2 separate regions of the Homo sapiens genome follow, and region 2 is linked to region 1. Evidence: chromatin loops called from intact Hi-C (ENCODE). Cell type or tissue: MCF 10A. All regions are shown on one strand. Links, peaks and the distances in the headings refer to the core of each region. The heading gives the core; the rest is flanking DNA. Region 1 overlaps LINC01491 (long intergenic non-protein coding RNA 1491). Region 2 overlaps SEMA6D (semaphorin 6D).

The links. A loop is a pair of places that touch in the nucleus more often than their neighbours do. Peaks named below come from ENCODE experiments on the same cell type or tissue, not always from the same donor. Only the 100,000 strongest peaks of a DNase experiment are listed, where the experiment ranks them.
Region 2: a loop joins it to region 1, with 2.1 times the contacts of the local background. A loop is called at or near these places in 2 of 110 quality-filtered maps.

The regions. Positions count from the first base shown.
Region 1 is chr15:47,813,258-47,825,994 of GRCh38, forward strand. All of the region lies in intron 3 of LINC01491 (long intergenic non-protein coding RNA 1491), which reads right to left. Among named protein-coding and RNA genes, the nearest start is that of LINC01491, 27 kb to the right of the region's middle. RefSeq lists enhancers at 1,113-1,192, 1,213-1,282. In MCF 10A, for the core only: no CTCF peak of the experiment used is centred there; DNase peaks (open chromatin) are centred at 7,044 and 7,744.
Region 2 is chr15:47,744,291-47,757,027 of GRCh38, forward strand. All of the region lies in intron 1 of SEMA6D (semaphorin 6D), which reads left to right. Among named protein-coding and RNA genes, the nearest start is that of SEMA6D, 33 kb to the left of the region's middle. In MCF 10A, for the core only: no CTCF peak of the experiment used is centred there; a DNase peak (open chromatin) is centred at 6,321.

The sequences.
Region 1 (12,737 bases), core at 2,960-10,959:
CACAGCCAATGCCTAAGGGACATGGGCTATAAAGGCCAACCTCCTATAAGGGCATAGCTGTTCTGTGTGGTGTGGGCTCCAGAACTTTCCTCCCATGGACCAGATTAAGACTAGGCCTCACCTAAGACCAGATCCTTGCTATGCTTCTCCCACTGCCCTCTGCTGTGTCAGGCTCTGCCTGTAAGGAACCCAACCTAATTTAGCTCGTCTCTGTTCAGTCTGTGATTCCATAGAACCCCTTTGTAGAAAAGCTATTTTAACTGGCAAGCAGATTGCTTTGCTCCACAGCTGCCCTTTGGAGGTTTTGTGTAATCCTATTAATATTTGTCTGTGGTTAATTTATATTTTAAGGGCTAGTGGGTTTCTAGTAGTAACATATGTAGATCACTGGGGAGGAGGAACCTGAGGCAGCATAGACTAGTAGAAAGAGTGTGCCTTGGCATTGAAGGGAACTGAGTCCAGCTCTACTCTCAAGGGTCATTTTGACCAGGGGTCAGTTGATGTAGCTTTTGGGTCACAGTTGACTTTTCTGTCAAGTGGAGAGAGGGCAAAGATGAACCCTAAAGTCTCTTTATGTTCTGTTGGGTGTTCTAGGACTGTAAGATTCATATTCTTCTCTCCATTTTTACCCAGAAGGAACATGCAAAAAGAGATGCGCATATGCAGGAAGGATACATGTGGACAGAGTGGACCCTAAACTCAATTATCCATTTCCTATCTCCAAAGCAGAAAAGCCACACACATATTTTAGTGATATTTATTCAGCACATAGTGCATTCAAAGAGCTGGTTTTAAATAAAATGGTCTAAGCACCTGCTTTTTGGTGGGAAGCTGGCAGCAGGGCTTCCTCATTTCACTCTGGCAACCACTCAACATCTGCTCTCCTTGGCTGTTTGCATTCATAAAACTATGTCAGCGTCTGTTGAAAAAGACAAAACCTACTCAGATCAGTGCAGGACTCATTTGTAAAAACGAAAGTGCTCACTGAATCAATCATAGACCACATTGTTCATTTGAAGAGTGGAGACTTCACTTGCTCTTCCTTCTCTTTTAAATTTTCGAAATGCTTTCACATTTACTCCTTCATCTGGTCCTTCTGGCAGCGTCATAACATACTATCTATTTGTATTTGGAAGGAAACTGAGGCAGAGTGTGGTTGTATGACTTGATTTTTAAGTGACCAAGAGTTAACGTCAAAGCAGGCCCAGAGCACCCTGTTTAGGCTCTCAGCTGCCTGAATTCCTACCACATCACACTGCCTTTCAACACAGTCTAGAGTTTGCCTCAGTGTTTCTTAAGAATTGTGCACAGGAAGTTTTCAAGGAAGGGGGATAATTGTTATAGAAAAAGGAATGGTTTCCCGTGACCTAAGTTTGGGAAATGCTGCAGTAAGCAGGCTTCTTTACAGTGAGACATCTTGGAGCCTTGGATGTTGCTGAGGTGTTCCAAGATTAGGCATTGCATGTAGGATTTCCAAACATACTGGACCACACCTCCCTTTATTCCCATATCATCTCGCATCTTGGAAAGCATTCCAGTAAGTCAGACTCATTGGTGTATATGATACCCACAGTTTGGATATTTGGATGATTTCTGGGACTAAGTAGGCATAGTCTACTACTGCAGCTATTTCAGTGATCAGTAACCTAATAGCTTGGTTTTGTTTGCATGTTTGTGTATGCATGAATACTGACAACCCTACTTGTTGCAATGTGAGGAGTGTCATCTCTAGCCCTTTGGCTTTGAAAAGGTTGCCATGAAGAACTTACTGATCACTCTCTTGTAGAATTAATTCAAATCTCAAACCCTCTCAAAGTTTTCAGCAGGCTAACAGGGCCTCATGACTTCCAACAACTTAGATATTCAAGGTGTAGCAGTTTTGACACAGCCTGTAATCTCTTGGTCTTAAACTTAAGATTTATTCAAGCTCTTTTTTTCTGAAAAGCTCTATAGCTCTCCAAAACAGATTGACATCCATCTATAATTACAAGCACTTAATTGCCCATATATAATAAAATTTCAAAGACTGCAATTATCTCCTCCACATAGACATATACCTCTCACAGTTCAAAACCAAGTACCTTTGTTGGATTCAGATTATGTATTAATAATTTCCCAGATCACTCGGCCCTACTTGTCCCTAGGTCTCGGATTTTGCTCAGTGGAGATCCCTGGCTGTTGTCTTCCCATTTCCTATCACCACTGGCAGCAGCTCAGGCATCCTATACAGAACTTACTCGATCCATGAAAGCCTGGGACCTCTTTATTTTGGGGAAGTGAATGAAACCAGCCATGGAGCTGGGGATTAGCCTTCTCCCAGACAGGCTGAGTAACACAGGCTGCCAAAAGAGGGGAGGAGGGTGGAATTACCTCAGTGAGACTCCTGGCCAGTAAGAGATAGGAGGCAGAAAGAAGCCAACAGGAAAACTCTGCTCCTATCCTCCTGCTGACAGGTAGTTCTGAGGTGCAGTGGTTCCTCATGCTACCTCCAGAGCCCTCCAAAAAAGTGGCTGTGTGTGTGTGTGTGTGTGTGTGTGTAGCTATGGCTGGCTCAGAAACTACCACCTTTGACTTACTGTGTCAACTTCCCTTGACTAACTCTTTATGCCCTGGACTTGTATCTCCCAAGGAAGCATTAGCATTCAAACTCTTCCTTAAGCTCTATTCTGGGGAACTCAGGCTAACAATTCCATACATAGCCAAGAGTTTTCTCTGTTTGTAAAGTTATCATAATCATAGCTCATGTATACCAAACCTTACTATACAGACTGTTCACACACAATACTTCCCACAGCACACAAGAACAAAATTGTGATAAGCCACTGTCTATAACACATTGTTTATTCTTATTGGTCCTAAAGTAGATCTATTTCAAAGTCTTTTCTGCAGATGATAGATGTTAAGTGTTCATTAAGAAAATAGTTATGCTCTAGACAAGAATGCTTCCAGATTTCTTACTGTTTAAGTATGACTAGCTCATGATTTTCTACCCCAATCCTATTCAAGGGATAAAATGTATTCAGATAAAGAGGGGGAATAGCATATATACTATATTGTAGAGGTTACAGATTGCATACAAACCTAGGAAGAAAGACCGGTTCATTTAATCATATATTTTAATAAAGCAATTGAAAAAAGTGGTTAATTCCCTATCCCTCCCTGGCACAATCAATATAAAGCTAATTTGTATAAAACTTGGTTCTTTCCTGTGGCCTAGATAATCCACAGTTCGCTGGACTGGAGATGAGACCTTTTCAAACCCTCATCTGGAGAGATGTCCCTACAAACATAGATTATCTCCATGAAATGCACTTCCACTGGCAACTAAAAGTCCCTGTCTTCCCAGAGGGGATTGTGGGAATCAGGAAAAACAGAACAAGCTGTGCTGCAGTAACAAACAAGCCAATTATTTTAGTGGCTTATAACAGTAGGAGCTTATTTCTCACTCTCCCTACATGTCCATCAAAGGTTGGCAGGGCATCTAATCCAAGTCATTCTCCCTTTGGCAGCAGCAATCACTGAAACCATCACCAGTTACCTTGGCAGGTAAAAGAAGTGTGAATTATGTAATAACTCTTAAAGCTTCAACACAGAAGTGACATAATCATTTCTTCCCACATTTTACTGAGCAAAGCAAGTCAGATAGTCAGATGGCCACACCTTATTTCAAAGAAGGTGGGGAAAAAATAGTTCTACCAAAAGTCCTAAAGAAGGAGGATCAGAGTATTTGCTTACAGCTCTAATGACCAGGGCTCTATGCACTGTCACCAAAGGAAGAATCGATCCTGGGAAAGGACGGTCAGTAGAGCAGTTTTGCCAAGTGCAGCTTGCCCTCTCTGAGGTAACTGTAGATATCCAGATGTTCTCTAATATTGGAAGGTGGTGTGCCACAGGTGCGTGACACACTACCATTACCAGCTCACTCCGCCCCTGACTCAGGCCACCTAGTGTAAATGTGTAAACACTTGTTTAAAATCCCCATCTAAGAAGGAGGCAAACTGAGCTCTTCCTCTCTGGGCTAAGCAGCTTGGATAGGGGAGAAGTAGAAACTTGCCAGCCCCACTGTGGGGCAGGATGGTATTCAGAAGTCATACCCTGACATACCATCCACTGTGCTGAAGGTTTACATCTCCTGTTTCTGAAACTGAACGCTGCCAGTAGAGTGAACTCCCTAATGATTTGGCATCCAGAATACATCATCTCCAGATTCATCAGCCTGCTCTGGAAGCCTTTGAAAATGCAATCCCCAAGTCCTCTGCAGAGAGCATCCTGTCAACCTGGGAGTTGGCTTGTTTTCTGTGGTGCTTTCTTAGCAAACACCAAAAGCTATTTTCCAGAGAGTTCCTTTGAATGGTTCCTATAAATCAAAGATGAAAGACATTGTGGCCAGAGGCCTTTTAAAGAAATTTTTGGTCTTTCTTCACCAAGCTTTTAAAAGACCACATCTTCAGAAGCCATTTTTTAAAAATCTATCTAGGGCTAAGTAAAGAATAATATAGAGCAGAGATAGTGGAGAATTTTCCAGAAAAAAAAGAAAGAATAGAACAAATCATAAAGAGTTTTTAGGTACAGGAACCTAGAAGCATCTATACTGGACACATTTTTACAACTATAAAAATGTCATTGTTTCTTCTTTAACCCCATTAAATGGGGCAAAGGAGAAGAGCGCATTTCCCATTTTCTCCTCTGAAGTGATTCCCCCATTATGCTGTCCCTGTGCCCAGAGGTTACTGCATTAGCATGACCAAGCCCCCAAATGTCGCATCTCCCTGCTCAGAGCCTCTCTGGCTGCTTGGAAAGCAGGCAGCAGTTTAATGAGACAAGTTCCCCTTGGAGACTCCTCTCCCCTCGAGGAATTCTGTAAGTGCTTTATACAAAACAGTAATAGGATGGTTCAGCCAGACTCTCTGGCTCAGATACACTAACTGCTGCTCCCTTTGGGAAGGAGGAGAAGGTAGCCGAGTGATAAGACCATTACCACTGACTGTGCCCTGTGAGCTGGTAGTCCCTGAAGCCACTTTTCTTGCCCTTTGCAAGCATGAAAGGAAGTCGGTGAAAGGCTGATCAGAACAGACTTCCTGGTGGGAGATAAAGCTGTCTATGGACAGGCTCTGGATGATAATGGGCAGAGAGTGATTTAGTACCATGATTACTTCTGAATAGAGGCTGCAAGCATTGTGCCCAGGAAGCCCAGTGAAGCTGCGGAGGAGTGACCAGAGAGAAATCCACTAGGCTGGATACACATAGGAGAGCTGAGCTGCCTACCCTGGCATTAGGAGGAGCCAAGAGCAACCTCTGGGAGGCCTTAGCAACACCTCTCAGAACTCCAGGATGCATCAGATAAAACAGTCCCATCTGTGGAGAATTTCCCTCCTCTTTCCATATACACTTTACCCCTGTCCTCTGAACTCACAGATTTTTAATTTTCTTATGACTCCAGACTTTAGGGGTACCTGAGCCTCTGCCTTATTGTTTTTTTTTCTAACAGGTTGGAATGTTGTTGAGATTTACTAATGACAGATCAACAGCTGGAGTTAGGGGGAAGTTAGTGAAAGCCATGAGCAGTGTCAGAATGAAATAAGGTCTGCGGGTGGGACTTGAGATGGAAGTTCATGAGGCAAGATAAGGAGTGGCCTGAACAAAGCTGTGCTTTTATTTTTATTTTTCTTTCTTTTCTTCTTCTTCTTCTTTTTCTTCAATGTATGGTATTGATTGAGATCTCACTGTCAACTGCACCAATTAAAAATTCTATTCAACCCGTGGAATAATTTTAAGACATGTCCACAAATTCTTTGATATTCTTCCCTTTAAGAGTTGGAGACTAATTCTCCTCTGCTTGAATGTGGGCTGACTTCATGACTTGTTTCTAACAAATAGAATAAAGCAGACATGACAGTGTGTGACTTTAAAGACTAGGTAATAAAGCTTATTGTGGATTCCCCTGCTAGTTCTCTTTCACTCTCTCACTTGGAGCACTCATTTTTGGGAGAAGCCAGCTGCCATGGAATGAGGACTCTTGGGCAGCCTATGGACAGATCCACTCTGTAAGGAATTGAGGCCTCCTGCCAACAGCCATGTGAGTGCACCATCTTGGAGTCAGATCCTCCAGCCCCAGTCAAGCGTCATTTGCTGCGGCCCTTGTCAGCATCTGACTGCAGCCTCACAAGAGATCCTGAGCCAGACCTCCCAGTTATGCTGCTTCCAAATTCCTGACCCACAGAAAGTTAGTGTGAGATAACATGTATTTCTTGTTTTGGGATGATTTGTTATGCAACAATAGATAACTAAGACAACTGGGATTGTAGTTCCTATGGCACAGACAGTGGCCCGAAGTAAGTAACAGATGACCAGAATAAAGTCTGCACCAGTGTTCTCTAGTTAATGCCACAGTTTATTAGCACTTGCTTTTATAAAACACTTTGAAAATCTGAAGGCGGGGGGAAGAAAAATGAGGCAAAAGCTTTCCATTCTGTGCATGGTGTTGGCCAAATGAATTGATTATTTTAGAGCATCACAAGCTTTGTTTCTTTGTGCCTTTCCCTGGGTCATGTGAAAAAGTCTTCCAGTCGAAGTCTTCCATTCAGAGCAGTGGTTACGTATTCATCCAGTCATCATTTTAAAGTAAATTAGAAGACACATTTTTCTATTCTGTATTTAGACATTAGATTGGCTAAATTGGAGCAGAAAGGAATAGAAGGAAAGCAGGGAGAAATGAGTAAAAATGAGAACTATAGTTTATATTAGTTTATCTGTGAAGCACCAAAAAAGTCAAGAAATTTCATATTTTAGCAGCTAGAGAAAAGGTGTCCTCCCGCAGTTCAAGTTTTTATGAATTTTATCCCTAAGCTTTTCATACCCACCTTGATTTATTAGCCTTTCTCAGCATTATATCTTGTGGACCTGACAGGAGAACATAGTGCAATGAAACATCTGGTAAATTTTCCCAGACCCTATTATGAAATATCTTCAATTTTCAATTCAGTGAAAAGTAAACAAGTCATTGTCTTCCCCAGAAGTGATTCACTTTGCTGTCAGAACCCACGGGCTGTAGGCGATAGAGGTTTCAGAGTCCTTCTTCGGGTTGATGGGTACACGGGGCCCCATCTTTTGCAGTACGGGTGAGCTGGAGGGGTCAGGTAACTCTTGGATGCTTCACCTAAACAAATACATCTGCTTGCTCAGTGAAGTGATTATTTTTAAATTTTCGAGTGATGTGCTTTGTTGTTGTTCAGAGGTCACTTATGAATTGACATTACATCAGCAAATAGTAATTGCTTAATTTCTGCAAAAATACCTCGTTTCATTTCCATTCCAACTTTTCAACCAAAACACACACACACACACACACACACACACACACACCCCATGGCTAGGCTTGAAAAAGACAAGGCAGATAATGTGGCCGCCTACAGCTGCTTGTTGTATTACATTGCCAGCTTCTTTTTCAAAGGAAAGCATTCCAGCAGATCTTTCTGACAGCAGTCTGTCCTGGACGTAAATTAAAATGCACATTTCTGAAAACTTTTTATTCATTAAACAGAAAACAATGCCCAATAGCTGGAAAAGATACTATCAGCTTGGTATTTCAGGAGATTATTTTTTCAACAGGCGTGTTTATAGAGATAACGTATAGAGATATTAAGCAGATACACTTGACTGACAGACAGGGAGGACTGAACCATAAGGACTTCAAACAAGCACGTACTAGCTTCAAGTGCACTGAGCATCTGCCAAGAGACTGAATGACTCAGAACCAGATGATTTTATAACAACACATATGGAGAAACTGAGGTCGAATGTGGGAAAGAAATTTGGTTAGCATTTCACATAAGTGATATCAGTGTGGTGCAAACAATTCAGATGTAGAAAGTGGGGAGGGGGGTGGAAAGGCTAAGATAAATGCTTCCAAAATTAGAGTAGGTTAGCTTGATTCTGAAATCACTGCCGCAACTCCATTACAGAGGCTCAGAAATGGTCCACAACAGGACATTTGAACTGTGGCTAGCATCTGATTCATTCGAATCGTCAGAGGCTGTCTCAGCAGTTCAGCAAGTGGAAGGGCTTCTTTCACAAAGATAAGCTCAATGATTGAATCTCATTAATATCACCCATATCAATCACAGTGCTGGCCACGTAATACACATTCAATAAATGTTTATGCAAGAAAAGGTGGAATTGTTTTCAACATTTTGGATCATACCTTCTATATTAGCTATATACTTCCTGCTTTTCTTCTTCCATTTGAAGCTGAATGAAGACAGAGGGGGATCCACCTCTCCCTAAATGTTCTTCCTTGAAACAAATGAGCCTGCTGGAAACCCTCAGAGTCTCTAGCACCATTGTTATTACAGTTTCTCTGTCTTTCTCTCCTTTTGATTTCACCTTAATAAGCCCTAAGCCTATTAATTCTTCTACTTGGGGAAGCCACCAAGGTGAGAAGAAGGAACACCACTTGCATTTTGCCCTTCCTTTTCTCCAGGAGCCAAATCATGATATTTTTGTAAAAGCATCTCTCCTTTTTTTCCTAGTTATCTCTCAGAGATGATGGTGGATCACCTCCGTGTGGGGGCTGCTTATCTTGGTGGGGATCTGGTGGTGGGCTTTTAAAGTTGGCCCAAGCTGAGCTGGCTGGCTGCAATTCTTTGTGCTATTTATTTAAGAAAAAGAAAAAGGAAGAAGCTATTGCTGTCTCCTCTGGTGTGCTGGTGTAGAAAATGTGAGTGAACATTTTCATTTTCAGCTCCAGTTTCTTAATCTCTTGCAGTGGAAGAAAGACAGTATGCCAGTAAACTCAGAACTTCACAGACCCCACGCTCATGCTCAGCTTTATGGTAAATATTGTAATACTGCCCCAGGAAAGTAGGACACAGGCATGGGAGAATGTCTAAAGGCAGTCTGAGTGTGCTCCAATCAGTAGTATTTTCTTCTATGACAAATAGTTATCCTTTTGGTGAAACCTGTTTTAAAATGCTAATCCAGGTTTGTTTATAGTTGGCCTTAGCCAGCAAGCCTGCAGGCCTGCCAGGCCGGGCAGCCATGTGTGACCCTGTTCCTTGAAAACAGCTTCACCCAGGGCTCAGGCGTCTTGTGGAAGAAGGGTTTGCTACATTATAAAACCAAGGCAGTGGAGGCCAGAGCGAAGAGCAAGTGGCCTTGGAGTTTTCTTATTTGATATGAAAAAATTGGCAAAGCCTATTTTTGGGGGAGATCAGGGTTCAAAAAACAGTGGTCAGAAAACACTGGATAAGGCTAAACTTAGTGGTACAGAGAACTTTGATTCCTCCAGCAGCCTTCTCATGTGGGATCAGATAGGAGAGCTGGTGTAAAAGCAAGCAGCCAGCGGTAAAGTGTTGAACATGAATGTGCAGGCTCATCACGGGCTGGCTGCTGAGTGGGGTCATCTTTGTGGCCAGAACTGCTGTCTGTTAGCTCAGTTCCATTGCATGGGCCTTGCTGGCCTGGAGGAAGCAGTGACAGAGGCAGACCCATGCTTATCCAACCTCAGTGCCCATAATAGAGAAAAATTAAAGTAACACCTGAAAAATAAAAAAATAAAAATAAAAGTGGCTACACAGCCAGGCAAGAAGGAAATGAAGACAGGATGGCTCTGAGCTGTGTGCTCTCCTTTTTCTCTTATTGTAAGTTAAACTATGTTCTATAGAATGCTGAACTTCCACAAACATCTAACCTAACTATCCCCTGTATCAGGAAAACAAAGTCAAAGTTCATAAAAAATGAATTAAAAGGAAGCCAAAAATACTATTTTATGAAACTGAAGGCAGCTTTTTGAGTATAGTGAGTAGGGTGTCTAGGTGTGCAAAGATTAAGAGAGAGGGCAGGACACTTTTATTTAAAGGATTCCTGGTTAGAGAGGCAAGGGCATGGCCAGGAATGGGGTTCTTAAGACAAGAGAACCTAAATTACTGTGCACGGTAAGGCAATAATAATGACAAGAGCTTGCTGTCATGTGAAATGAGTTTTTCCTTTCCTCTGTTCCGGTCTCAGTAACAGGGTGGGGAAGAGAAGAGTGGAAAGGAGATTCAATAAGGAAAGCACAGGTGCCAGCAATAAGATGAGGAAGCCAGGGCCCAAGGAAGGAGCTCTCAGGACAGGATGATGGGGATCTGCCAATACTGAGAGCTCAGCAACTGTGACGTTGCACAGCTGCTGTGGTTTCAATGTGTGTTCCCCCAAACTCATGTGTTGACATCCCAACCCTGCTGGGATGGTATTGGGAGGTGGTACCTTTGGCGAGGTGATTAAATCATGGGGCAGAGCCCTGATGAATAGAGTTAGTGCCCTTATAAAACAGACCCCAGAAAGCTCCCTTACCCCTTCCACCATGTGAGGTCTCAGCAAAAAGATGGCCCTCTATGAACTAGGAAGTGGGTCTTCCCCAGACACCAAACCTGTCTTGATCTTGAATGTTCCAGCCTCCAGGATTGTGAAAGGTAAACATCTGTTGCTTATAAGCCCCTCAGTTTATGGTATTTTTGTTACAGCAGCCAGAACAGACTAAGACAACAAATGCTACAATCACTCTCCAGGTTTCCTCATGCCTTTAAAAGAGCTTGAAGAGCCATTAAGTTTAGGATCCACCTGGTGACAAGGCTGCTTTGGGTACACTGTGCTCACACTGCAGGTCACAGGGACCCAGAGGCCAGAGAGGACTGGGAAAGTGAGCCAGGCTGGGAGAATGCTGTCAGTTGACACCAGGACACATGGGGACCATCTAGGAATTCTCAGAAATGTCCCCAAAAACAGTTAAAGTGTGGTCATCAAAATGAGGAATGAGCTGAAGCTATCTTAATAGTTAAGCCAAAGCTATCCCAGAAGTCTGGGACTTGGGAAAACTGTGTCAAATGGCCACGGACACTGCTCATATTGATGAAAAACACAGAAACCATGTTGTTCTGTGAGTACAGTGGTGCCCATGTGCACATCAAGGTAGACAAACCACACCTAGTTTCAGAAATGCTGATTCGGCTGCCCTTACCATCTTCCATAATTCCTGGCACACTTCCTCATCTCCCTGCCTCCTCTCCTATAATCTTCTCTTCAAATCTGCCTGGCTGTGTAGCAATTAGCAAGCCTGGTGGTGCAGGTCCTACAGAGCCTGGCGGCTACACCGTCAGTCAGCAGCTTTATGCCAGCCAAGGAACGTGGGAGGCTGTGATGATTTATTGAATGTATTGTTTCTACTAATATGAGTAAACAGGCCAAACTACTTTTAAAAAGCCAGAAGTGAAACTACTTCTCCTGGGGAATCATTAATATAAAACAAAATGATTGGTGGAGAGCTTGAACATAATATCATGCTAAATGTATAATAGTAGAAGGTTAAATTGCTTTCTGCTATCTGTTCTTTTTGTCTTACAGTCTAACACTCTGTATGATATTATCATTAAACCACATAAGATGTTACTTCCTCATTGTCCTGAGACTTGATTAAATACTTCATTTTGGTTCTTTAAGTTGCTATTTTTTTGTGGGGGGTGGGGGGCGGCGCTTATTTCTATTTTTAAAATTTATTATTACTGAATTAAATTTACATATAGATAATGAGCTTAGAAAAATATATTCACCCGTGAAACCACTACCGTAATCAAGACACAGAATATCTCCATCATCCCAGAAAGTGGCCTTATGTTCCTTTCCAGTTACTCCTAACCAAATCCATCCCCTGCAAGGTCAACTCTGTTCTCATTTCAAAAATTAGTTCTGTCTGTTGCTGAACTTCATATAAACAGGAGCAGGCTGTATGTGGTCTTTGGTGTCTGATTCCTTTGCCTAACAGGTTTTTAATATTCATTCATGTTGGTGTATGCCTCAATGATTTATTCATTTTTATTGCTGAGTCCTATTCCATTATATACATGTAACACAATGTGTATATTCATCCTACTGTTGATGGACATTTGGGGAGTCTCCAGTTTGGAACTATTGTGATTAAAAGCTGCTATAAAGGTTCTTATGCAAGTCTTTTTGTAGGTATGTTTTCATTTGCCTTGGGTAGGAGTAGAATTGCAAGATCAAAGAGTAGACGTATGTTTAACGTTAAAAGGAACTGCCAAACAGTTTTCCAAAGTACTCACAACGTTTTTCATTTCTACCAGCACAATATGAGAGCTCTGGTTGTTCCACATCCTTGATGCCCTCTTTGTTAGCCATTCTAACAGATGTGAAGTGACATTTTGTTGTTGATGTAGTTTGTATGTTTGTCCCCTCCAAATTTCATGTTGAAATATGATCCCTGGTGTTGCGAGTGAGGCTTAGTGGAGGTGTCTTGGTCACAGGGGCAGATCCCTCATGAATGGCTTGGTGCCCTACTTGCAGTAAAGAATGAGTTCTAACTCTATTAGCTAACATGAGAGCTGGCTGGTTAAAAGAGTTTGGCATCTCCTCCTCCCTCTATCTCTTGCTCTCTCTCTCACCATGTGACACGCCTGCCCCACCTTCACCAACCACTATGATTGTAAGCTTCCTGAGACCTCACTAGAAGCAGAGGTCGGCACCATGCTTCTTGTACAGTCTGCAGAACTGTGAGCCAAAATAAACCCCTTTTCTTTATAAATTACCTGGCTAGCCTCAGATATTCTTTTACAGCAACACAAAATGGACTAACACAATTACAGGCTTAATTTTATTTCCCTTATGATGATGTTGATCCTATTTCCATGTGATTATTGGCCATTTGCATATTTTGTTTCGAGAACTCTCTATGCAAATATTTTTTC
Region 2 (12,737 bases), core at 3,031-11,030, 69 kb before region 1:
CTGAATATCAATGAGAGCTAGGCACCCCAATCCCCACCCACACACAGAAGTTTATTAAATATCAGCTGCAAAGCACATTGGGAATGCAGAGAGAGGCTAAGAAACCTAGACAGAGGTCCTGAGTGTATGTGAACTGAGCTTCCCACAGCACATCCTACAATTTAAAAAAGATATTGGACATGATCTGCTAGCCTGTGGGACCACCTCACCCCTGGGTGAGGTGAGAAAGCTCGAAGAGACACTTAAAGGCCGTATTTCCCAAGGACACATGGTTGTGGGGGGGAAAATGCACCCTCTGCCATTTCATCTGGGACGCCATCAGAATGCCAAGTCCACATTCGTAAGTGCCAGTGGAGGCTCGGTCCCTGTTCAAGGCATCAGTCAGTTTGTAGTACAAAGCCCATTTGTGGTTCAGCGTCACAGATCAGAGGCAGCGATCGCGCACTCTCCTGTCTCAGGGTACAGAGGGAGCACATGCACTTTGTATCCTAGGCAACGGCAATGCTACAACAAAAAACTTAGAAGTGTGAATTGGGAAGAATTTTACTTTGAGTGAAGAACCTTTTTCAATGCAGGCACCAAACTCAAAATCATAAAATGTCACAACTTGGAAGGGGCATTGGAGATCACCTGCGTTCTCATTGTATAGATTGGGAAACCGAGGCTGGAAGAGGCAAGTTGGCTTTCTCATGGTCTGTCAGATCCTTAGAGGCTGAGTTAAGAGTAGAATCCAGATTTTTTACCTCCCTATTATCTCCAGGTGTGTTTAATGTTTGGGATAAGATTAACATCCCCCAAGGTGATTCATAAGGAAAGTGAGAACAAATGTAGATAAGGGTTTGAAGCGTAATTATCTCTGGCATTAGAACCACACACCCTTCCTCACAGTTGTACCTTTAGCCTTGAACAGGCTTCCTGGTACTCACCTGGTCTAATAGTGATTTTTATGGTGCTTACCATGTGCCAGGATCTCTGGTTCAAGAACTCCTTCCGTCCTCAGCAACTCTATGAGGTAGCTGCTAGTGTGATCCTATCCCCAACATACAGGGTAATGGAGGGACCAAGTGGTGAACTAGCTCACCCAAGGTCAGATCACTGGTTGCGCAGCAAAGCTGGGGCACCTACCTGGGCAGCCTGGCTCCAGAGCCATGTTCTCTACCCCGTACGCCACTGCTCAACGCTTGTCAGCCTCCATCCCTGACAGCAGCAAGGGCTGAGTTTGCTTAATACCCTCTTGGTCTTGCATCAATTTAGTGAAAATTAGGAACTGAGATTTTAAGAACTTGCATGGATTGACCTAAACTCCCATTTTGCCTCTGTGGACCCAGAGGTTTCAGAAGTTCATAGTCCATCAGATACAGAGCCTAGACAAAAGGCTGCAGGTAATGCACAGGTGCACTGACTCAGGCTTAGCCTGGGCGCTCCCTGAGCTTTGCAGGACTTAAAATTCACCTGGGCTGTTTATTATTCTCATTCTTAGTTACAGCTCCATTTTTAGTCCAGATCTATCAAATGGAACCTAACTTACCATGGGCCACATTTCCATCAGTAGGAAAAAATACATTTAAAAAATAATTATTTTGAAATAATTATGAACTCACAGGAAGTTGTAATAATAGTACAGAGAGTTCCATGTCCCCTTCACCCAGGAAGTACATTTTAAAAAACAAGTTAGGATTGACTTACAGAATCCTGATAAGGTTAATGCTCTAAATCTTTCTGAGCAATCAGTAATCTTTCTCTACGTTTGTTAGAGACAGGCAACTGTTACTGTATTTTCAAATACAGAAGGCAAATACTAATACAAAGGCCTTATTTTTGGTGACCGAAAACCAAAGGACTTGGGACTAAAAATTCTTGGCTTTTAAAATTTCACTTCTCTTCCTCTGGGTCATTAGAGTTTTAACCCTTCTGTAAACTCATCACCAACTGTTTTAAAGCATGACATCACCTGAGAACCTCTGATGAGGCACTTTGCAGAATATCAAACCTGAAGATGTGAGCCTTTTAAAATAGAGTGAAATCCCATTGTTGTTGGCAGTGATGCTAACATAGATCATTGAACTCTGTTGTGACATCTGGGTTCTGCACTGGCTTCACTACTCCTGGATCATAAGTCCCTCAATTTATCTGCTTGACCTTTGTCAGACAGGAATAGGAGCAGCAGCCCATCCTCAGTCCTTCTTTGCCAGGGTATTGTTCATTTATTTGAAAGCCTGGAAAGGCTTCATGGAGTACATTGAAAGCTATGGCTACACGGTGGTTGCATCAGACAAGTCAGTAGCATCAGAACAAACATACTCTACTTCTGTCATCCGAGCCCAAAGGGCAGAACCAGGCATAGACCCAGGCCCTAATATCCTGAACAGAAAGTCACATGCAGGCCATATGGCAGCCTCAGCAGGTCATCTGGTAGAATAAGCCAGTGTTCCACAGACAGGCTGAGTCCTTTGGCATCTGGGTCATCCCTTGGAACCTTGAGCCCTTCCTTTGTCTAGAATGGCTCCTTTTCCTGGAGGCTGAAGGGGAGGAGCCCAGTCTGGCTGGGATATGCCTGTGGAGGAGATAACCAAAAAAGAAGGCTTTCCATTTCTCTTGTCATTAGTTAGCCTTGAAAACCCTTCGGTTCCCCTGAAAAAAGGAGACACGATTGTTCATTTCTGCCACAACAGTCTCCTGCTGTGTGTGTGTGTGTATATATATATATATATATTTCGATTGTAGAAGGTTCCTTGTGCATTATACTTTCACAAAGCAAGTTATTATATTGATGTCTTAAGAGGCTGATATATTTTGTCATCTTCCCGGATAGCAGATTTTCTGCTTACATATCAGGCTCATATTCTCATTAGTTTCTTGTATTATTTTCACTGTTAATGAGGATTGTTTCTAGGACAATTTTGCTTTAAAATGAATGTTATTCAATTTGAGTTAGGGCAGAAAGGCAAAAACTTGTAGGCAAATTGTTGCTAGAATTATGGTCCCCAGAGCAGTGGTTCTGATCACAGGTCAGATGCTGGGATTATTGTCCAGGTTTGCTTAGAATTGGCAAAGACAGGTTAGATCCTGTTTTCTGTCCCTTCCTGCCCAACTCTTTTTAATTTCAGTTCCTTTCTGAATTATTAATATGTAACCAAAGTATTACTGATTCAGATATTGGTGTGCTTTGCTTTAAGAAAATCCAGACTTAAAGTGAAAACCTTGCATAAGAGGTTTTTAATTTTCAGAAAACTTAAGTCGACAGCTTTATCATGTACATAAAATATAACTCAAATAAAATTGACCCAACTTTGAGGAAAACACTGATTTTAAGAGCAAGGCATTAATAAGGATCACCCAGACTTCCATAGCCCCAGCCTCCCCTTTCTTCTCTCCCATAGTATCTACTACCACCTGCGCTTTTTTCTCTTCTGTCAGAATCCAGCATGTTCTGATATGCTGGGTAAGATCAGATCTTACAAATGTCTTCATACTGGTTTCTGGTTATGGTATGTTCTATCATTACTTAATTTATAACTAGAAAAAAGGCCATTGGCCAAAGAAAAGAATTTCCCATTGCAGAATTTTAGGCATAACCCAGCCATTAGGCAAGCTGATTTTCATTTTATATTTGTTAGGTAGTGAAGAGTCACATAGGATTCTTCTCTGCCAGTCCCATATATCCACTCTCTAATCTCAGGAATAGCCTGCTTTCCTTCCCTTTGTTCTGGGAAAGCTGCAAAGTGAGCAGAAATTTCAGTGGTGGAGATGGGGAGGTTGACAGAAATCATTTAGTTATTTGGCCTGTGTTGCCCATTTCTGGTGGGCAGTTTGTTAATGATGGGTAGGTGTGAAAAGAGGCATCTGTTGCCTTTTATAGAGAACCTCTTGGTTTTGCAGCACCTGAAGCTCATGAACTGGAGGCTAATGAGGATATTGTGCCAACGCTGCAGGAGAATGATGGTAGACTCAAGATTCGCTGTTGGGTTGATGGTGGAGAGCTGTTCATTTTGATGTGGCCTGTGTGCCACAGCGAAGTCCTGTCAGTGTTCTACCTTCTTTCTTTATTTCTTCCTCCATTCATCAAGTATTTACTGAGGACCTGCCAGGTGCCAGGCCCTGTGCCTGATCCTGGCAGTAAAGAGGAAAATGATCCTTTGAGTAGCACAGCCCAATAGAGAAAATGTGAAAATCAGTAACATTGCTGTGGAGTGACAAGTTCTGCAATGGAAGTATTTATACAATATCATAGTATGACTAGCTGTCCTGAGCAGAGCAGTGTGGCTGAAGAGGGAAGAATGAGAAAGGGGAGAGGGCCAGGTAAGTTTTGAGCTGGTGAATAGACAGTTTTCAGGAAGGACGTTTTAGAAAGAATAGCGTGTGCAGAAGACACTGCTTAGGGATCCAGGTGGGGAAGTATCATTAGGTGAGATGGAGAAGCTAGAAAGAATAAAATTGTGAAGGATCTTGTAAATCTTGGAAATGAATTTAGACTTTACACATAGGCCTTCGGGAACCATTAAAGTGCTTTTGGACAGGGATGTAACATGATAGCATTTGTGTTTTAGAAAGATCATTCTGGTGGCATTGTGGAGAATGCACTAGAAGTCTAGGAGAACAGAAACCAATGAAGAGTCAATTCTAGACAAATGAAAAGATAGAAGCAATGGGATGTACTGACAGGTTCAAAGGAGAGGATGATGGAGACGGGGCCGTCTAGGAAGACTCCCAGGCTTAAAACACAAGTGCCTGAGAAGAACATGAAAAAAAATAGCAATAACAATAATAATAGTTGTAAATCTTTTTTTTTCTTTTTTTTTTTTTTTTTGGAGATACAGTTTCATTCTTGTCACCCAGGCTGGAGTGCAGTGGTGTGATCTCAGCTCACTGCAACCTCCGCCTCCTAGGTTCAAGCAATTCTCCTGCCTCAGCCTTCCGAGTAGCTGGGATTACAGGCACACAGCACCATGCCCAGATAATTTTTGTATTTTTACTAGAGAAATGGTTTCACCTGTTGGCTGGGCTCATCTTGAACTCCTGACCTCAAGTGATCTGACCACCTTGGCCTCCCAGATTGCTGGGATTACAGACGTGAGCCACTGCGCCCGGCCTAATTACTGGACTCTTGTCAGGCGCAAGGGGTTTGGCTACATGCTTTATATAGGTTATCTCATTCAGTAATCGTAATAATATTAGTAATATTATTATCCTCACTGCAGGCAGGAAAACAAGAAAATTTGAAAGTTAAGTAACATGCCCAAAGTCACATGGCTTGTAAATGGTAGTGCTTACATTGGAAGCCAGGTACTCCAAGCTCTAAACCTATGCTCCGCAGGAAATTCAGCAGGAGAAGTCAAGGCAAAGTATCTTAAGTTCAATTTTAGACTACTGAATTTAAAATGCCTATATTTTACGAAGGTCAAAATATCTAGCAGGGAGTTGGACAGCTGGATTGGAACTGGTGTGTGGTGGACGTGTGATCTGGGATTAGTGAATTGGTGGTAGTGAAGAAGGTAAGTGTCATGTGAGCACATCCCTAGAGACCCGGAATGGAACTGGGAAGAACCACATCCAACGGGCAAGCATGTTAAGACAAATTTGGGAAGATGATGAAAAGGAGCAGCTAGGGAGGTGGGAAGAACTAGGGGAGTCACAGGTGCAGTTTGAAGATCTGATGGAATGACCACTGAGATTAAATGCCTCAAGGAGATGAAGGAAGATTTAAAATGAGGATTGCCTTGGATTTGGCAATTAGGTGGTTGATGCATAGTCATTAAAGTTAGGCTAGAGTGGGCTACAAATGTAATGAAAAGTGAGAAAATGGAGAATATGGACTCAGGCTTCTTTTCAAAGAAGCCTGGCTGAGAAAGGAAGTGGGAGAGAGAGAAAGCAGAGGCAGCCTCAAGGTCAGGGGAATGGCTGTTTGTTTATAATGATAGTGACTTGAAATGCTTGGATATTGAGGAGAAAGAGCCTGGAGCAGTGGGAATTACACCAGGATGTTTATCCCACTAGATAGGGAAGTAGGAATCCCTCTAGCCATCAGGAGGAGAACATGGATTCTTAGAGAAAAAACAGGTTTCTACAGTTTTAATTTAGCAGCCCCCTTGTATTGCATAAAATCAGTCCAGATTGGTGAAGTGACTTGTCTCTGGCCACCTAGCTAGCCAGTCTGTGACCCCAGATCTCCTGGTTCCTGGCCTCTTTCCTCTCTTGCTGCCAGTGTCGGTGGGAGAAGAATCATCCCTGATTTGTTCCTCATGGTGTGAGTCTCCACTGCTCCTGTCAGGCCCTTCCTTGCTCCTTCAGAATGCACATTTCACAGATTCTGATGTGTCAGCAGGGCTTCAGCTGTGTGGAAGGTGAGTCACAGAGCTGCTTCATTTCCTCCACATGCCATGGGGCAGAGTTTTAGACGGTTAATTATAAAGTGTCAGTAACATAACAGTGCTAGAAGCCTCTTCCTCTAACCTGGGAACCCACATTCCTAGAAGGAGGAAGGGTCTCAGAGTTGGGGCCTTTCAGCAATCTCCTCATGGCCCACAGCGAGAGAGGATGTATTTATTTGTTCAGATGTGACACCTGCACACAGAAGCTGCATGCATGTGGTGGAGGGTGGGGTAGCAGTACCGATTCCTTAAATGAAAAAGCCTCTGCTCCTTGAAAACACCACATCAGCCAAGAGTTACTTGGTGAGCCTGGAGGCAAGGAGCACCCATGCTTTTCAGAAGGGCCCAGAGTAGCCTGCCCCAGCTCTACTTCGGGGTCTCCTGGAATCTGTATATATAGTGATGATTAATAATCTAGTCTTCTTACCACACATGGAAGGTGAAAGAAGGCCTGCAATTCAGTGGAGATGACCTTCTTATATTCCAAAGCTTGTGGTGTCAGCCAAGCTGTCATACCATTCTGATTAAATACTGACGGTGATCATTAAGATCTAAAGCCCTGCCCAGAACACACTGCTTAGAATCTAGGCACATGAATGCTATATAAACCTAAACCTCCCTTTTATAATTGATCTTCAATTACAACCCTCCTTGTCTTGATAGGCTCCAAGGTATAGCAATCAAGTTGCTTCTCTTTGCCCTCTCTCAACTTACCTAAACCCACTGCTCCTTTTTTGTTTAGTCTCTTGGGGCTTTCATGACCCATAGTTGGTAAATGGATAATTCCTGTGACACCAGGTGCCATCATTCTCATTGACTACAGTAAGAGCAGTGCCCCTGAAATGTCATAGACTACAGAGTGAATGGTGCTCTTTGTGCCACAGGTCTAGTTCCACCCCCTCTTCTTCCTTTAGTTACAGCATTCTCAGCAGAAAAAGTCCATGCTCTTGGGAAGTGGAAGCCCCAGGGGCCCATCCCCCCTGGGTCTGCTGCCCTCTCTTGTTTGTTTAGTGGTACTAAATCAATCTAAATTAAACTGGAGTCCAAAATGCTAACCTTGCGCTAAGAGATTCAGCGGGGATGTGGTGATTCAGGACACATGGTTCATTCTTCTGCTTATTCCTTTATTCACAGTTGATTTACAGTTGTCTTAGGAATTGACAACTGTGAGATATACTTGACCTAAGGGACTGAAAAAAAAAATCTTCCCTATTTTCTAAAAAATTAGGGGGACTTAACTAGCCCAAGGATGGGAGGCAGAAAGGGCCACCATAGAGGGAAAGGAGGAGCGAGGCTTGGTAGGTGGCATGACATGACATATTCCAGGGCTGAAAACAGAGACAGAGTGTTAGAAGCACAAGAGGGATAGAGGCCCAAGGTGAGACAGGACTCCTTGTGAGAGGGGGCAGGACTCAGAACCTGAAAAACCTTGAAGGCCACATTTAAAAGATTTGGGCTCCATCCCAGGAGTAATAGAAGGTTACTGGAGGATTATGAGATGCCATGATTAGGTTTATATTCTGAAAAGATCATTCTTGTTGTATCTAGAAAACTAATGGGAAACAAACAGGCAGACAGAGAGGTGGGTAAACCGTCAGAAGAATGTGGTATGAGGAAAAGCAAGGAAAGGCAGTGTTTTGAAAAGCTGTGAACTGTCAACTGCTTCTAAAGCTACTGAGCAGTCAAATGAAATAGGACTGGAAAATGTCCGTTGCCTTTAGGTACTTGTAGGTCATCAGTCTCTACTGACAGAGGAACTAGAACACAGAAAGTAGAAGAATGAGCAGGAGGTGAGGAAATTATAGCAGTAGAGCAAAGTTTCTTTCAGTGCCAGTGAAGAGCAGTGAAGACCCAGGTGATAGCTTGAGTGGGATCAGGGCTACAGGAGGTATTTTCCTTTTGTGTGTGTGATGAGGGAGACATGGACAAATTTCAGCGCTGATGGACAGTACTTAAATGGTTAAGAGTTACAGAAAATACCAGAAAGAGAGAAATATAATCAACGTCTTTTTATTCCAGAAAAGAGTGAAGGGATTGGATTTAAAGCAATCCAATTGCTTTAAATTGGGGCTGGGCACAGTGGCTCACGCCTGTAATCCCAGCATTTAGGGAGGCCGAGGTGGACAGATCACTTGAGGTCAGGAGTTTGAGACCAGCCTGGCCAACATGATGAAACCCCACCTCTTCTAAAAGTATAAAAATTAGCTGGACGTGGTGGTGCACGCCTGTAATACCAGCTACTTTGGAGGCTGAGGCAGGAGAATTGCTTGAACCTGGGAGGTGGAGATTGCAGTGAGCCAAGGTTGCACCACTGCACTCCACCCTGGGCAACAGAGCAAGACACTGTCAAAAAAAAAAAATAAGCACATGGGAAAGAGTTGATGTATTTGGCAATGGGAAAGGAGAAAACTGAGGAAGCTCCCATGTTACAGCTTTCATATTCTATGTGAAGTAGCTGTGGGGCAGGAGGGAGGAATGTAAGTAGCAGAGTGTGGAGACATAGCAGATCAGGGCCTTGAGGAAAGTGGGAAATTTACATTTATGGATTTGGGGAGTGGTCTAATTTAATTGAGAAACATAGGATCTCCATGGAGTTTTTGATGCTATTTGTAGTTGATGACAAAGAATTCTGTTACATTACTAGCGAGTTGTCCTAGAGTGTGCTTGTCTCAACTAGTGCTCAGCTGCTCTGGAGAAGGTGCAGAAGGTGAGTGGCAGAGTTCATCCAAGGTTACGACTTTGCAAGAAAAGCTGACAAGGACACAGAGGATGGGGCAGTCAGGAGCACAGGCAGAATAATGGACATGATTGACCATTGACAACCTAAGATGGATAAAGAGGTATGTCAAGATCAGAGAAGACTGACTAGCAGAAAAGAACAGTTAGTGGGCTGAAGGTCCTGATGAGAAAGTAGAGCAGTATGAGCAAGCTGGAAGAATAAGAGGTTAGCATCAGAGCACACAATGCATTGCTTTATGATTTTGAGGCTGAAGTCTCCATATGGAACCATGGGCTGAGGCTAGTAAAGTCTTCGTAAAGCTAGAGGAAATGACTGGGAAACTATCAGGTAAAAGAGAGGAGGAAGGGCAGGACTTCGACCAAAGACTTTTTGTAAGATCATGGAGGCCAAAGGTCTGGAAGAGTCATCGGGAAACTAAAAGGAACCAACTCCACATTCAGATCCTGAGGCAGGTGGAGTAGGAGAGTCTAAGCAGATACTCTTTGTATAGTGGCATCTTGGGATGAGAGCTAGAGGATAGCTTTCAAATCAACATGGTATCTCTCTGGGTTCTTTGGGCTAGCGATAAAGTAGGTCTACCCCATTTCTACATTCTAATTTCCTTTGAACTATCTAGTTTTCAGGGAGACAAAGACTATATACCACTTTCTCTATCTGGGATTCATTAATTTCAAATTTGGCTACTATGCTATAACCATAACAAGAACTTGTGGCCAGATATGATGGCTCATGGCTGTAATCCCAACACATTGGGAGGCCCAGGTGAGAGAATCACTTGAAGCCAGAAATTTGAGACCAGCCTAGGCGACATAGTGAGACCTCACCTCTACTAAAAATACAAAATAAATTTTCTTTTAAAGTTTAAAAATTTGCATTAACCTTCCCTATAAATTCCCCTGCCTAAAGAACTCTCCTTCAATATTTCTTTTAGTTTGCATCTGGAACAACAAATCTGAGTTTTTATTTGTCTAAAACATCCTTATTTTGCCTTCATTTTTGAAGAATATTTTTACAGGTTGTAGAATTCTAGGCTGGAAATTTATTTTCTTTCAGCAACTTAAAAATGTCATTCTATGGTCTGCTGGCTTCCATTGTTTCTACTGATAAGTCAGCTGTCCATATTTTTCTTGCTTTTTGGAAGGTAATGTATCTTAGTGTGTAATATTTTTTAAAATTTTCCTTGTTTCAGCATTTTTACTATGATGTGTCTAACTTTATTTCCTTGTATTTAGAACTTCTTAGAATTTCTTGAATGTGTGGCTTATAATCATATCAGTTTTGAAAATGTGTGCAGCCATTATCTTGTCAAATATTGCTTTAGTCCATTTCTCTCTCTGCAGTCTCAGGGACTCCAGTATGTTAATTCTTTCACAAAATTCTGTGTCTCTTACTCTCTTGTCTGTTTCTTTCAAACTTTTTGCTCTCCATATTTCTGTCTGATAATTTCTATTTGTTTGTCTTCTTACTCACTAATCTTCTCTTTACCTCTGACAAATATGTTGCTAAACACATCTATTAAGAAGATGTGTTATTTATTGTGCTTTTTTGTTGTTGATTTTTTTTTTTTTTTTGAGATGGAGTCTCGCTTTGTCGCCTAGGCTGGAGTTCAGTGGTGCAGTCTTGGCTCACTGCAACCTCTGCCTCCCAGGTTCAAGTAATTCTCCTGCCTCAGCCTCCTGAGTAGCTGGGATTAGAGGTGTGCACCACCATGCCTGGCTAATTGTTGTATTTTTAGTAGAGACAGGGTTTCACCATGTTGGTCAGGCTGGTCTCAAACTCCTGACCTCATGATCCCCCCGCCTCGGCCTCCCAAAGTATTACAGGCGTGAGCCACCATGCCCAGCCTTGTTGTTGAATTTTTATTAAATTCTTTTTTATAGATTCCAGTTTTCTGGTGAAATTCTCCATGTTGTCATCTTTTTTTCTTGCACAAAAAAAGCACAGTTATTTTCAAAACATATGTTTGGTAACTCTAATATCTGGGTTACCTGTGGGCCTATTTCTATTGTGGTTTTTTCTCTCTCTCTTAGCTGCAGTTTTTGGAATTTCTGATAATTTCTACTTGAATGTTGGGCAATGTATGTAAATAATTGTAGTCTCTGGATGATGTTATCTTTTTCTAAAGAAGTGTAATCTTATCTTTTCTGGCAAGCAGCTAGAGTGGGAGATTATATCCATTCAGTCTGGGACTTAGCTTATTGGATTGGATTGGAACTTTTGTAAAACATGGTTTACCTCACATTTTTCTCCTCTTCTAGAGTGTAGCTTGTCAGAGGCCCAAATGATAGCCTTTGGTTATTTACTGGAACTCTTCCTTCTTGGTGGGACCTAAACTTGTGACTGCCAGAAATTTGACTTTTCTTTATAGCTATACTCTCATTTTTATAGAGCCTTAAGCTGTATGAAATTAGCAAATATAAAATTATAAAAATATAACAATATATAATATAAATATAACAATATATTATGTATAATAATATAAGTATAAATATTATATAAAATCATCAAGTCTCCATAAGGTAAAATCAAATGCTGAGTATGGGACTAAGCTCCATGTACCTCCCTTCTCCCAAGTATCCTGTCACTCACGCCCTGGTTGTTCTGGCAGCTCTGAACTCCCATTAAGAGCTTTCCTCATCATATTTAGTATTTAACATTAGGAATGTATGGGAGAAGTTCATATAAAATACCAAAAACTGAATAAACATAGCTAGTCAGGCATCCTGGCTCTCTGACTGTGTCACAAACAGGAATGACTTCATGTAGGAATGTTCTTTACCCTAAGCTTGCGTGTGAGGAAGATGGTTTCCTCTTTTTTGGAGGCCTGTACATCTGTGAAGGTGTGCCTTATCCTCTAAGAATGCCCCTGTCATTGTTTGGATGGTATACATAAACAGTTTAGCAAATAGTTGTACAAGATGAAGGAATGAACATTGCTTTTTTTTTTTCCACCTTTTTGCCAGACAAGACGTAACCAGAATAGACATGATGATATTCGTTAAAATTTACTAAAGATTTACTGCGGAGCAGGCTCTGTGTTAGATGCCTCATACTGATTATCTCATTTAATCCTAAACAGAGCCTATGAAGTAATAAAGATAATTATTCCCATTTTACATTTGATGAAACTGAGGCTTAAAGAGATAAAGTCAATTTAAACAGGGCCCAAGAGCCAGGAAGTAAATGGCACAAGCAAGTTTGAACTCAGATTTTTCTAATCTCAAGATCCATGTTTTTTTCCAACATTTCATCCTGCTACTTGGCCTGCCCTTTTTCAGCATAACTAGTATCATGATTTCACTGACCCCTGGACTCCTGATATATCTTCTTATGTAAAGTCAGAGCTAAGTAGTCTGAGGGGTTTACATGCAAAGACATCCCCTTCCTGGTACATTGCTTTCAGGTATTTCCAGATTCTTCCCTCCCCCACCCAGCTTTTGCAATATGTATCACATTAAATGCCTCCATTTATAACTACTATGGCAAGTCTGAATGTAATTTTTTTTTTTTTTTTTTTCAGAAATACAGCTTTATGCAGAGACAGGAAGCAGTTAGTGGTAGGGCTTTATTTTGGGAGGATTAGAGTGGTAGGGGGTGGGGCATGGGGAGAAATTGCTTTCTGCAGTGTC